Regions from separate parts of the Homo sapiens genome. Here region 1 is linked to region 2. The links are chromatin loops, found by intact Hi-C in ENCODE. Cell type or tissue: PC-3. All regions are shown on one strand. Links, peaks and the distances in the headings refer to the core of each region. The heading gives the core; the rest is flanking DNA.

Evidence for each region. Peaks named below come from ENCODE experiments on the same cell type or tissue, not always from the same donor. Only the 100,000 strongest peaks of a DNase experiment are listed, where the experiment ranks them.
Region 1: it touches region 2 in a loop (5-fold over the local background); 2 of 110 quality-filtered maps call a loop at or near these places.

The regions. Positions count from the first base shown.
Region 1 is chr13:48,814,291-48,822,114 of GRCh38, forward strand. No RefSeq gene overlaps it. Among named protein-coding and RNA genes, the nearest start is that of FNDC3A, 160 kb to the right of the region's middle. In PC-3, for the core only: no CTCF peak of the experiment used is centred there; DNase peaks (open chromatin) are centred at 4,331 and 5,801; H3K27ac peaks cover 1,434 bases.
Region 2 is chr13:48,905,141-48,912,964 of GRCh38, forward strand. No RefSeq gene overlaps it. Among named protein-coding and RNA genes, the nearest start is that of FNDC3A, 67 kb to the right of the region's middle. In PC-3, for the core only: no CTCF peak of the experiment used is centred there; a DNase peak (open chromatin) is centred at 3,891; H3K4me3 peaks cover 903 bases; H3K27ac peaks cover 1,751 bases.

The sequences.
Region 1 (7,824 bases), core at 1,334-6,333, 90 kb before region 2:
AAAAAAAAAAAAAAAAAAAAAAAAAGGAAAGGAAAGAAAGAAGAAAGAAAGAAAGGAAGAAAGAAAAAAAGAAAGAAAGAAAGAAGGAAGGAAAAAAAAGAAAGCTGAAGACCATGAGAACTTCTTCTACCAAAGGATTCTGGGATAAATATATTTTTGGCCATTTGGCATACTATAGATTAGGGATCAGCAAATTTGTCCCGTGAAGGACCAGATAGTAAATATTTTAGGCTTTGTGGGTTATATAGGGTCTTCTTCTCCTCTTCCTCTTCTCCCTTCACCTTCTCTCCCTCCTCCTCCTTCCACTTCTTCACAACCCTTTAAAAATATAATGAATATTCTTAGCTTGGAAGCTGTACAAAAACAGGCTGTGGGCCATGTTTGGCCCATGGACTGGTAGTTTGCCCACTCCTTAATATTCGAAATATATATTAGCACAGTAAAGACTCTGAAAAGATCTGTAAGATAAAAATCTGTTTAACCAGATTTATCCCAAACTTATTGGACCAGAAAACTCTTTTTCTCTTAACCATTTCATATCTCACATAATTAGTTTTCCATGGAAAATACTTTGGAAAATTCTGACCTTTTTTATATAGAGAGAATAATAAAATTTATCCCTACTATATAAAGAAACACTCCAAATGGCTTAAAGACATAAATAGAAAAAGTACCAGAGACTATCTCTGTGGCCTTGGAGTATGACTATATTCCCAAGCAAGATTCCAAAAAAATTAAGCACTAGGCAAAAATTATGAATTTGACTACATCAATATTAAGGATTTCTGTTCAACAAATAGCATGACAGAAAAACTTAACAATTGCATAAAAGATTGGGAGAAAATATTTGCAATGTTAAAAACCATAAAAGATTAATATTTCAAGGAAATTTTGTCAATTAATAAGAAAAAGATTGGGACTCTAAAAGAAATGCAGGTAAATGATGTCAATAAGCAATGTATAAAAGGGGAAATCAGAATGGCTAACAAATATATGTTTAGCTGCATTAGCAATTGTAGGAATGCAAATTGAAAAAAGAATAAAATACTCCTTTATACTATGCATAAGTTGGCAAATATTTTTAAAATTAGATAATAGCCAATATTAGCAAGTGTGTAGGAAAATGGCTTTTCTCATGCACTGCTTGTGAAAGCATAAAACCAGTGCAACCATTCTGGAGAAAAAAATTGGCAAAACTTAGTGAAATTTAGTACATCTAGTTTCACTCTTGAGTCTAAACCCAGAGGAAAGTATCCATAGATCCAAAGATGACAGGTACAAAGAAGTTCATCACAGCATTTTATTTCATGGTAGGGAAGGGATACTGGGAGGCAAAATAGCTGCTCATCAGCAACCAAGGGATGGATAAATAAAATACAGCTGAAGCTCATATGGAATACTATACAGCAGCCAGAAACAATAAACTGGAGGTACATAAAGCAACATGAATAGAGCTCCTGAAACTAGTGTTAAGTAAAAAAAGTAAAATTCTGGGCCAGGCTCAGTGGCTCACACCTGTAATCCCAGCAGTTTGGGAGGCCGAGGCAGGCAGATCACATGAGGTCAGAGGTTCGAGACCAGCTTGGCCAACATGGAGAAATCCTACCTCTACTAAAAATACAAAATTAGCCAGGTGTGGTGGCACATGCCTGTAACCCCAGCTACATGGACGCTGAGGCAGGAGAATTGCATGAACACGGGAGGTGGAGGTTGCAGTGAGCCAAGATCATGCCGTTGAACTCCAGCCTGGGCAACAAGAGCAAAACTCCATCTCAACAACAACAACAAAAAAGTAAAATTCTGATCGCACTACAGACAGTGAGATCTATAGCATAATGTCAATTATAAAACTAAAAACATATATACATATTTTTATATATCATATACATACTAAACATAATGGTGGGGTATCATAAATAAAGGGGAAAAATAATATAAGTAGAGATGAGGTTTCACCATGTTGGCCAGGCTGGTCTTGAATTCCCGACCTCAGGTGATTCACCTGCCTCGGCCTCCCAAAGTGCTGGGATTACAGGTGTGAGCCACTGTGCTTGGCCAATTTTTTTTTAATACAGATTACCACTGTCAAGATTGTAAATAATTCACTGGTTATAATTCTTAAATTTTATACCAAAATTATATGATTTTCCCAAAGAATACATTATCCTAAGTCCTTGCAGTATAATTTTATTAGTATGGCTTTTGAACTATTCATGTCCCCTATGTAAACAAAAGCTCTCAGTGAAAAGGCAGTTCATTTTGAGAGGTACTGTAATATATGTAAGAGTATCTTGAGTGTGTGGAAATAACATGGATTGATTTTCCCTAGGTGGAGAAGCAGGATGAAGCAAATACATCTAATACTTCCTCATTCACTCTACGTTTGCATATTTGTATCAATTTCAAATGAAATTGCAACTATAATCTGCCTATGTTACAAGATCAGAGTAAATTCCCTATAGCAAAATAATCAAAGCAAAAAACAAAAAACAAATGCACACATGAGGAACTCAACAAAAAGAGCTGAATTAGAGCTTTTCAGCACACACTCCGAAAAACATAAACACAAAGCAACCACAGGCAGGCTATAAATTGTCCTGAGTTACACAATGGAGTGATAAGACAGAGATGACCTGGAAGATGTGAGCTGGCGGGACTGTCTGAGATTGATTAGTTGGCTGCCTTAATGCACAGGTAATAGGATGCCTTTCAGCTCCAGTCTGCCTATTTTAGTCCAAATTTGTTTTCCCTCCTGCCTTAAAAATTAGAAGAGTCCCTGTCACTTCAGTTCTGCAATTATATGGAAGCTCATTCATCTCACAATACTCCAAAATACACAAATGCCATCCTTTTTTTGCTATGCAACACAAAATGCAGTGCTCTTTTATCTAATGCCATCAACACGCAATCTCACAACGTACTTCTGAAGAAATTGATTCCAAAATTTAGCAAAATGTCAAGGTTTGGAGAGGAGATGAGAAAAAGAGACAACACTATAATAGATGCTAAGAAGAGAGCCAGGAGCAAGCTGCAAAATTGAAGATACCAGATGTGAAAGTGAAACCATCTCTATTTCATAGCAAACCTGAGCAGCAAACAATGATTCCAAACCTGCAAAGTGGAGCGCATGTGTGGTGAAAGGAATGACAGGCTATGTCATTGGGAAAGTGGAGAATTTCAGAGCCTAATTTTGGGAGTAGCCAGAAAACCAACCAAACAAATTGATTTGGAAGAGAGAGGTATGGAACTTTATGCAGAGGTGACAATCGTCAGGATAAAGGCCAGCTTAGGAGTAGATGCACAACTTTCAGCATGCCAGGTGTCTCCTACATGAAAAGTTGTGTTTTGGGCAGCCTTCTCCAAGCCTCCATCTATGTGATCCTAAACTGATGTCTCTTGGGGAGAACTCTAGCCTAATCCAGTCCAGAGCTTTCACATGTAGGTTTGTGAGCTGTCAACATGAGTATTCTGATATCAGAGGGGACTTGTACACAGAAAACACTATCGTTATCAGATAGAAATCAAATTAGTTGATTAAATACAAATTTAAAACCTTGTTTACTTTAAGGACTTGAGGTTTAACTTAAAAATGTTATTGGGCTATTATATCTGATCCATTCACATCAAACATTCTAAGCATCTGTAACAAGGAACTCCCCTTTCAAAATTAGTTAATCAAATACCTTTTAACACTTTAAGCCTCATTAATAAAAATAATGCATTTCATTTTTTCAGCCCTTCAAATGCCTAAATGGCTTCTGGCTTACAACCAGAAGAAGCAATAGCTTCTTCAAATACTTAGAAGGTTTTGTAAAATGAATGAATTAAAATGTTAAGCTCTTTTAAACAGTCTAATACTGGTTATAGGCCAAGTCCATTTTTCTTATGCTGTTTTTGCTTATATGAGAAGCCTAAATTCAAATACACATTTTAAATCAAATGCATAAGACTTACATGTCAGTTTCTCCAATGTAACAAATTCTCTGTGACATGACACGAGCTTTTACTAGCAAGCATTTATTAAATATCATTACACTTGACACACAAGTATCAATACTATGTGTTGGTTATATTTTATCATCTCTATCTTCAGTTCTTCCTATCTTATATTTCATATCTTAGGTGAGTTGAAGTTACCACCTTAATGGTGGCCACTATAGGATCATTATCTCAGGCAGCCAGAGATTGCTTATTGGGCAGAGATCTGAGGTCAGAATGCAGGGCTGAGGCATGAACAAATCCAAAGGGATTATTTCTGAGTCATTGAAGGACAAAGTTTTTATTTTCTTACCACTTTAACAGCCTCCTTTATGGGAATTTATCATCTGTATATTAGTCACCAACTCTAGCTGTCTTAAGCCAAAGGAATTTGTTGGAGAAACATAAGGGCTCAGAAAATCAACAGGAGGCTGGAGTAACAGGCATTAAGCAACTAAAACCAGCTGGAACTAATGGCACTGGAGGACCAGGCAGTAAGAACACAGCTACAGCCACACAGCAGAATGGACTGGTCAAACACTGCCCCATCCCTGATACAAATGGCCTGTTTCTTCCATCCTTTCAGCACTTGCTCAAGACTCAAGTTCCTGAGATGGTGAATCCAATTGGTTGAGCCCAGATCATGTGCCCATCCCCCACGGCAAAAGAGCATGGATTCTTTTCCATTTCCTTAGAGGCAGGGATGTACTCTCTCTGCCATTAAGAAGACACATGTGGGAGAAAGCTAATCCCCTTAAATGAAATCAGGATGCTATGGAAAGGAGATTGATGTAGGGCTGCCAAACACAACAGATGACCACCATTTCCTACCCATTATCTTGTGTTTCAAAATCCATGACTAATCCTTTTGATATCACCATTCTCGTAACCCCACATTTTTATTATATCTCATAACCCCCCAGCTTACCTTTATTCACCTTTAATCCACATCTTTTGAAAAGATATTAATTTGGGGCTAAATCACCAATGGTTTGGGATTTTTAAAACTATTTTTCAAATCAATTTCATAACCTGCAAAATATTTCACGGATGTGAAGTGTGAAGACAGTCTATCACCATCCCCTGCAGAAGAAGTCTAAATGAGACATTACCTTCCCAGGCACCGAGTTGGTTCCTCAGATTAGGACATTGGGTTTCTAGTACACATCTGGGACAAATAAAGGTTTTGTTTTTTTCTTAAGCTTCTGATTTATAGGTCAACAAAACAGCATGTTCTCTGCAAAAATGCTCTTAAGATGCATGGTATTTCTCTAGTGAGACAAACATGCCATTTAATAGTCATCAGATATTTATAAGGTGACAATTCATTCACTTCACTGTTGCCCCATTGCTGTTCAGGAAAGGCTTCAAAGTCCAGCCTTCATTCCTGGCTCTTCCGTGCCAGGCAAACCTCCTTGCCAGGAGTCTTCACTGAGGTTACTCTTCACAGTGCCTGCTGTGGCAAACAAAGCCACATCGTGGCACATGGCACCTATCAGTGACTTGGTATTAGGACCAAAGTTAACATTTGGTAAACAAGTCTGCTGCCTTCAATTCCCCTCAAATCACTTTTCCTTTTACACAATCATTTGGTCATGGTAATGGAGTCCACACAGAAGAGTGGTAAAAAGAGTGGCATTTCTCTGAGCCAGCATCAACCTGCAGAATAGGAATAGGACTCTCACTTCTTTTGTGCCACACGCCTACAAACGCTGACCCTCCCTCTCCAGAGCCCTGCTGCAGAATAGGTATAGCCTTTCTGTCTCCTGGAGACAAAAACTTACACCAGCTCCTGCAACGATCTGGGATGTATTATGTAATGCTTACTCTGTATTACCTGTGGTGAGTCACCATGTCATTTTGCACTTGTCTATACCAAATAAATCCTTAACAAAAATGCGCAAAGTTGCTGATGGAAGAGGAAGCTGTTGATAACTTTCTTTCCATCATTTGGAGCCACATCACATAACTTGTCCTATGTTATTTTTTGGAAGTAGTTTTATTCCTGGCTTGTTGGTCTCTGGCTACTTATCTTACTGTAGCATATCTCATTAGGAGATAAAAGAGATCAGATTCTATTTGTTATGCCTTATTTGTCGTCCTTAGAATCACAACACAGCATTCACATATCACATACCATGGGACTGTTAAAAAATACAAAAACAAAGTATATTCTGCCCCATTCAAGCTCAATAAATACTTGTTGACAGACTGCCAAACTCTATCCAAAAACAGAAGAAATGCCAATTGTGCAATGATTCCTCTTTATAACAAATACAAGGGCATTCATTAATTCACTCACTAAATTTATTGAGTGCCACCATGCCAAGCACTGGGCTAGACACAGGGGAAATAATAATACACAAATCATTCCCCTGCTCTCCTGGAACAACAAATATTAATAAGAACTACACAGATAAGACAAACTGCAGTGATGACCAATGTTAGGAGGAGATGCAAAAGGCCACACAAGACTACGAATGGGAGCTGATTAGTTAAGCAGGTCAGGAGAGTCTCCCTGAAGAAATGGTACTTGAACTGAGATCAGAAAAATGAAGGGAGGATATTTAGCTGAACAGAGAAGAGCACCCAAGGCTAAGAAAATAGCCTTGGGGTAGGAGGAAGCTTTGATGGCAAGCACAAAGAACTGGAAGGTCTTTGTGCCTGCACAGAGTGAGTGAGGGGAAGTGGGCTGGACAGGAGCCTGAAAACCTAGCTACACATCTTGCCAAGGAGTTTGTCTTCTCCTAAGAACTATGGATTGAAAGATCTCTTAGATTGAAACAAGAAGGTCAGGACTGGGTTTGAGAATGGGAAGCGTGAAAACTGTGGGCACCAGTCATTTTCCCTCACAAGCTTTTTGGAGCCTTAGAGTAGACATGGGAATAGCATGGATGAAAGACACCATTGGGGGTGCAAGGCCTTCCAGGTGTCCCTTCTGTTTCTCCTGTGTCTTGGGGTGTCAGCCATGGCCAGCACTTGTCAGAGTGACCAAGTCTTTAAATGTGAAAGTCACTGTACCGTGGGGTATCCAGGATTTCTTCTCCCACCCCACATGAGGTCAGCAGTTCTGCCACTCAGCAGCCCTCATGGCCCAGGCCTGAAGTCCAATATCTGAATGGTGAAATTGTTGCTGGATTATGTTGAGGATTCTCTGAGTCTCTGTTGCAGAACCTAGGATTTCTCTGTTACGTCCTTTTAGGGGCTTTCCATCAGCAGGCCTGGCTGTTGCTGGCAGGCAGGCTGGCTGATTGCAGAAGCACAAGGATTTAGAAAAAGGGTTCGTAATATAAAAAGATTTTTGTATTGAAAGCACCACTCTGGCTCCAGTGTGTAGGACAGATTAGAGGGGGCTCACAATGTGGATGATGAAACCAATTAGGAGGTGATTGTGGCTTAAACCAGTGTGGAAATGAAAGCGACAAAGTGCACAGAGTCAAGGGACATTTAGGAGTATAAATGTAAACAGAGCTTGGTAGCTGATATAGAAATGAGATTCTAGGCTTATGATTCACACAACTAGATGAAGTCCCCAAACTCATTAAAAACTCATAACAGTGTTATTCTCAAGAATAGGGGACATGGGAAGAGGACAAGATTTGGTCCTGGGTACATGCATCATCAAAAGAAAAATCTTTTAAAGGTGAAATTTTTTCATGCTGATAAATAATCATGGCAGTTGTGTCAACAGTAGAGAGAAGTATGTAGAAACTGAATGGGGAAACTGAGTGGGAAGAGGCTGAGCCGGTGAGGAAAAACAAAGCTGCAGTAGAAGCCACAGGTAGTTATTTTAAATAACTGTTTACTTAATAATTTAATGATATTGAATAAATTGTATTAAAACAC
Region 2 (7,824 bases), core at 959-5,958:
TGTGCTTCATGCACAAGCTCATTTAACAAAGTATCCCTCTTGGGCCAAATTTTCCCTCCTGGATACCTACTAAGGTACTGGCCAGCAAGAGAAGATACATATGGTAGGAACGTGAGTTACAGAGGTCCTTGTACTGAATTATTTGTGAACATTCTTCTCTCCCTCCTCAACATATCCAGGGGCCATGATTGACCTCTGTTCCTCCATAGTCCCTAGCTCCCTAGCATGTGTGTCCCATAGAGTACTAGATGAATATTTTTTGATGGCCCTAAATTAGTCAAGGCAAGAGACCGAACCATGGGGAACAATCCAGAAAGAGGTGATAAAGCAGGCTCTGGACTCAGTAATTCACAATGAAAGTGGCATGGGAATCCTGTAAGCCTGAAGGAGTCATGGGCACAGAGGTTCTGGGTATTCCAGCGCCCCCAGACTGTCCATAAACAAAAAAGCCAGAAGCAGCTTCTTATTTAAACCATCAGGTTTTGGGTCATGCAGTGTTGGCTCAGACATACCAGACCAGACCTGGGAATTCATGACCAAGCCTGAGGATATACAAATGAGCAGGGAAGTGAGCCTTTCGTTGGAGCCTCCACTAAAGGCACCACTTTTAAGGTGTGTAGGGGGGAAGAAAAGACCCATTTCCACCCTACAATTGTTGAATTCCCTTCTTTCTGGTTGCCACAATCTTAACATTTTTTGGAATATGTGATATGGCAAGGAGAATAGCGACATCTTCCCACTGGAGTCGCCTCTGTTCTGCGCGTTTTCTAATTGCATGACAAATATTTTCTCTGTCATCATTTTCTTGAACTCAGACTTTTTTTTTTCAAGAAAGGAGGATGGCACAAAAAACTTGGCAATAGATTAACGTCATTTTATACCCAGATTCAGTTTCTTATATCATAAATGTTTTATCTTTAGAATGTTCATTTTGGAAGAAAGATTGAAAAGACTCTGTGAGAAATTGAATGTGCAAAAATTTTGTGAGTCTGTGAATTATAGAGAGTGCATATAAGTCTGTGAATTATGGACAGCATCCTTCCCCTTGAGTTTATTTCTGAGCCAGGCTGGAATTGAACATGATCATGTTCTCCACATCTCTGTTTGGCGTACTCCATTCAAACCCTTATCACAGAAGCTCAGTATCAATGTCCCCTGATTTTCCAGCACCCCCACTGGTTAAACAACAAGGATCATTTTCCCCGGCCCTGTAATGATTTTGCAGTAAAGGACAGAATTGATTTCAGGGCTATGACTCAGGGCTTGGTAAAATATTGGCCAAGAAGTGGGTGTAAGCAGCCGCTAGCACTCTGGAGATTTCTGTACCTTGTTAGCGGCTAAAAATACTCATGTAACCAATTACGCTAATTTCAAGAAAACATCTAAGTATTTGAGTACTTAGCGCTTTCTTCTTAGGAATCTTTAAAGGATTAAGTAGCTTGCTGTATTAATATTCTTCCTTCAGCCATTTTGTGGAGAAGAAAGTAGGCTGGTATAATTAACAAGGAAGGCTTTTTCCTTGCAAGCTTACTGTGTGTCTATCACTGTACAGGAGAGTAAACAAAAGGAGAGTAAGAACTGATTCATGCCTTCTAGATATCTATAGCCTAGGTCAGGGGGCTGGAAACATTCATTCATTAAGCAAAATACCCCAAAGGAGTGGTTCAGGTGGCCAGTGCCACCAAGGCTCAAGAATGAAGGTAACATGTCCCATGGAGCAGGAGGGAAGATTGTGATAGAGAAGGGGCATCATGGCAGCCGAGCACAGGCCATGCTGGGTCACTGAGACCACCAGGGCCTACAGCCGCAGGTCCTGGCCCGTCACCTCCAGAGACAGGAGGGAATTTGCTGCAGGGCCTCTGACTCCTGGCTCTCCTCTCTTCTTCCACGTGGAAAGAATTACCAGATGCTTTTCTGCTTTAGGCTGCAACACAGGATCTAATTCAGGAGCGACAAGTTGGTTATCCCTCAGACCTCACTGCCCACACTTGAAGCCCTAAACACAGTGCTAAAGAGCCTCAGTGGCCTTGCCCCCATCTGCCCGTCCAGATGTTCTTCTCAACGACATGCCTCTTAATGCTTGTGTACTTCAAAACCAGATCCTTAAAACCTACCCTGTGCTTTCTGCACCCTATGCTTTCACTGTCACTGTCCTCTCTACCCAGAAGAGCCTTCCTTGCCGTCTTTCCCTGTGGAGACCACACTTATCCTCAAATCCCACCTTCGATATTCTATCTTTACAAAATCTTCCCTGACCCAACTCCTAAACCACTGGCTGCCTGGTTGAAAATAATCTCACTCCACCAATTATCCCAATAGCACTTTGTTTGTAGCTTATATCACTCTTCATATTATACTCTATACTGAATTCTCATGAATGCCCCTTTCTCCCCACCAAATTCTTTGAGGGACAAGAAAATGCCTTTCACATCCCTGCCCTCAATTTCCTAGCATGTTTCTACCAAAAAGTACTAAGTAAATATTTGTTATGTGGCCCTAAATTAGTCAAGGTAAGACACTGAGCAATGGAGGACCACCAAGAAAGAGGTGACAAAGGTGTAATCAACAATGAAAATGGCAGGGAAATTCCATAGGCCTGAGGGTGGAAGTCACCGGCTAGAGTCAGCTGTACTGCTTCCTAGCTCTGTTATTTTGACCAAATTGTTTAAACTTTTTGGATCTCAGTTTCTTCCTTGTGAAATAGACATAGAAGCACCTCTTTGAGTGCTGGGGAGCCAAGATGAAGCATAGAGTCTAGGTGAACTAGCCCAAGTGTGAACTTTTGTCATCTATGACTCTAGGTGGGGTGGGGGCGGGGTTCATGTGCCCTTTGAGTTGCCTGCAACTTGGGGGATGTTTGTTAAATGAGCATTCTTCAGACCTTTGTTATACGGGGCAAGGGGGTGTTGTTCTAGACTGTAGGGGCAGAGGTGTTGACCTCATCACATTTCTTAGTCCATGGCATGCTATTATCATTGGTTGCTGCCAGGCCATTCTCATATTTATTAATTATGTATTAATTCTCATGTATCCCCATTTCCTATTCTTCCTCCTCTCTTTGCCCCCATATTTTTTGTACCTCCTTAAAAAATCTGTATTTGTTTTGTATTCATGTATTTTTAATTTACTCAAGTGGTAGTGTGCTAAATATTGCATTCTATTTCCTACTTTTTCTCACTTAGCACCCTGTTTTAACATCAATCCATATTGTTTTGTATGTATTTGATTCATCTTACCCATCATTAAGTGCTAGGTGCCTTGCAATTTATCAAAAATATTGCCACAGAGAGTATTCCTATTCATGTTTCTTGATGAACTTATGTAAAAATTTCTCTGAGATACACCTGGGAACATAGCATCTGCATTTTAGGTAGGGGGCTCATACACCCCAGCTTACCCAGGATGGTCCATGAATAGTTAATAACACTCACTGCTGAGTCATCCTAGGCAAAGGACATGCTACCTAATTGGAGTAAGTACTGCCAGCTTCCCTTCAGCAATAGTGATCAACTTTGCATATTGGAATCATTTGGGGAGCTTTAAAAAAATACTGCTGCCTGGGGTCAACTCCCAGGGATTCTGATGTAATTGGTCTGAGTGTGGCTTGAGCAACAGGATCTTAAAAGCTCCGGAAAATCCTAATAGGCACCCACTGTTGAGAACCTCTGCTCCACCAGAACAGTCTTTACCAATCTACTCTCCCATCAGCAAGGTTTTCATACACCCACTTGGCATTACCCAACTGAAAGCATTTTGTAAAATGTAACTCTGTAAAAATCAGGTTTTACTACGACTTGTTCAGTTGGCCATGCCAAGGCTTCAGTGACTCACTCTGATTTAAGATGCTGCTTGCCAGTGTGATATTTCACATTAGCAATGATTCTTTTATATAAGCAAATGGTAGTTGGGGGCAGAGTAAACAGGGCTTTGAAAATGCTTTAAATTTTTATTTGAAGTTAAAGGTAGAACTGTCTGGTTTAATGGGATCCGTCCCCTTGAACAATGTCCAACTCCTAGGCAGCATACCTAGCTCACCGCTGTGTTCACAACTGCCCCAGGCTTGGCAATGGCTCAGATGGGCAGGAACAAGGTTTGAGTGTCTGTATCTTTTCCTGGTCCTGCCAGCTAACTGCTTGTGTTAAGAAGTAAAGGCAGTTAAAAGAGTGTTGGATTTTTTTTTTTTTTAAGTTTTAAAAAAGGCCAAAATGTAAGTAGTAATTTTTAAGTGACATTTAGTAAAACCATAAAACCTTGCAAGGAATTAACAGAGCTGGATAGCAGACTATTTTGGGTTATAGTAGTACCTTCCAAAAGAAAATTGCAACTACTTTAGGTGGCAATCTTTCTAAAATTAATTATAAACTGCCCTCTAAGACAGAACACACGGAACTGAATTTAATCTCCTTTGCAAATGACCCATTCTCATCATTGTGGACATCAGTGCAATTAGTTTACTCTGTGGAGATGACCAAAATGTACCAACCTCTTTGCCTTTTCTCTCAATGTTCCCAGGCTGCTATGACTGGAGCTTCTAAGCCCACTTGTAGTTTTTCTGATGCCTTCCACACCCTTAGGATTCTAGCCATTACTTCTTAACTACCCCAAGCAAGCCTGTCTGAAATAGCTCCAAATTCTCAAGTCTTCCCTACTGCTGTGCTCCATGGTTGCCTTCAATTTGCTTTGCTAGAATGATGTCTATAGTACACATAAAGAGGCTCTGACTGAGAGGCTGAACGGGTCTTCAATAAGCAAAGGAACTTTGCAACAAAACTTTTTACTCAGAGACCTTTGATAGATTATTACCTGGTGCTCGGCTATGTTCTCAAATAATGGGAATTTTAGCTAACTGGATTCTGGCTAGAAAAAGCTTATGTTGATATCTTAGTCAGTTTAGCGTATCTCATGATACGTAAGGAAGAAGAAACATTCTAGTTGATAATTCATGTTCATTTAGTATCAAGAAATCTTTGTTTTTTAAAGAAAAAAATAAGTTTACATGCTCTTTCCTCTGCCCAAAAGCCTCTTTCCTCCTTCTCTACGTGGCAAATCCTACTTACCTTTGAAGACTCAAGCCCAGGGCTCCCTTCTTGGGATATCATCCCTGACTCTCCCTAGCAAAATTATCTTTTCTACCTTTCATACTCCCAAAGAGTGGAAGTGTCTCACCAAATAGACTATGAGCCTCTTGTTCATCCTTACATACCCAGGACCTAACACTGGGACTGACATTTGGTGCTTAAAATATTTGTGAATAAACGTATATATTTTAGAATATGTGGCCATCTCATGGAGTGGGAAAGGTATATAAATAGTTAAGGGCGGTACAAGAAAAAAAAAAACAGATGATAAAGAAGAACAGATAGGAAAGTGAAAATCAGAGAAGGGGGAAGGAAAGTAGGGGAAGAGAAAGAGAATATGTGAATAACAGACATGTTGAGGACAGTGAGATTTGATAGGCTCTGGAATGTTGGATTACCCACCCTTGCCAACTTTTCTGTTTAAGCCATACATTTCAGACTCTGGTTTCCTTTCTTACCTCGTTCCTCTGAGATGCTAATTAGCTTTCAAAACTGGCTCATAATCTTTCATTTTTCTTAACCTTAAACCTTAAAACTTCAAAGTTATTCACCCATCACTCCTACTCTCTTGATATAGAACTTCAAGTTTCTTAGCCTGCTCCCGCTATGTTATCAGAATAATATAGTCAGAATGCAGGAAACACTTTCGTCATCAGAATATTTCACATTGAATGGGAGGGAGCTGTTGTTTAAGGACTTGTGATGAGAAGACATGTGTTGTCACCATCACCAGAGGAAACAAGTATCACATAATTCTTTGGACTGTACCCACTATTTAACAAGTTACTCCTTTAGTTAACAAAAGATAGAAAGAAAAAGGGTGAAGAAGAGGATGCAAAGAGCTTATTTCATATGATCTATAAAATCAAAAGGCAAACAGCAGGGAGTCACAGGTAGCAATCTGGGATTTAAAGAAAGAAAATACCAACTTCTGAATTCCATGGTTTCAAAACTAATTTATTCACCGTGAACTAATCTTGCAATTCATTAGCTTCACCCAGGAGACAAGATTGAATGTTAACTCTTTTCCTGACCTATAAATAATAGGTGCCACTTGCTTAGAAATGAAACTTAGTTAGAGCATAATAACAAAGTGAATCAATATGATTGTTACAAAGCTAAAAAACACACACACACACACACACACAAAAACAGGCTAAGTCCTGGATCTTTGGGGAAAGGAAATTTTCAATTCCCTGCTCTTTATGGAGAAAAAATGCTTGACAGGAAAGCTGATAGACTTCCCTTAGAAGCGCCAAGAGTGAACTAAAAAATAGTCTAAGAATTAAAAATAAAATATATATTTCAATCATTTGTTTAGCCTGAATGAATAGCTGGGAACAATGGTATTACTCCATAGGTTAATAATGATGATGTGCCATTAACTGTGGCAATATTGAGTTCTTGCCAGTGAAGTATGAGTTGTATGCACCGCTTCCAGGCCTGAATCTAAAATACCTGCCATGCATGTTATTCTATGATCTTTCTTCATTTCTGCTAGTGGGAATGAAGATTACCATGGTGACTTGGGAGCTACTTGTTCAATATGGCAAGTCCTTTGTTAGCCTAGGTCCCTGAATGACTGCATGGAATAGAGCCACTACCAACCAACCTGGAACCTACACTGTTTTCTGTTAAGTGAGTAAGAACTAAATCTCTGGTTCTTTACACCACTACACTCTGGAGTTTTAGTTGTTTGAGCAGCCTATAATAACTACCTATTTCACTTTTATTTTTGAAAAGTTTTAATAAAGTAAATACATATTAATTGGATAAAAATATTATAAATGAAGAGAAACAACAAAAAAGAGGAAATAAAAATCTGTAATTACTCAATATAATAAGATGTACAATCCTAAGACAGGGACCACACATTATCATGTTGTAAGGCATTTTTTTCACTTAAAAAATATCATGAACATTTTTCCTTCTGTGTCATTAAATACTATTCTGCCACATAATTTTTAGTGAAGCATTATTAAAGTTACACAGATCATTGGGAAACCGCAGTTGAATGAATAGCAATATTTCTGTTCATAAACTAATGAACCAAAATATTGCTAGGCAACAGTTGTTCTCAGAATGATTAGATCCTGGACTAATAGCACAGGTGACCACTTGGAAAATTATAATTGGTTCTGATGCATGAACCAGTTGGTATTATCGTAGATGTAAAGCTGCTATAATTTTCTGAAAAATCTTTGTCAGAATGTAGGAAACATTCTCATACAGGCTTCTGAATGAACAAAAGTGTCCTTCCAGGTAATGAATTTGCCCAAAGAGTATCCCCGTTGATTCTCAGACTTTAGGATTGAAAGCTATTCTCAGAATCTAGAATTGAATTAGGCCATGTCTTTCTTTTCTATTATTTTTAATCAGTGTATTCTTGAATAATGATATACGCCAAAAAGCCCTTCATTATGATGGCTACATTTTAGCAACAATTAAATGTATCCATTTAAATCAATGATAACTTATAATCAGGAAAAAAAGCAAAATAGTAAGAACACCTACCTGAATGTCAGATTCTATCAATCTATTCAGTCTCTCTGGTAAGTGTGATTCGTTTGTGGTCCATTCTCACTTTTGTGGAGAATTGCTTTTCTAGAAAAGTTACCATATATCAAAATTATGTAAGTTAAAAATTATTTTTCCACAGATTTAAAGTCCTATTAGGGCATTAAATTCCTGATCAAATGTTCAATGTCCAACTTTTTATTAAAGTGTACCTAAAGACTATATTTAG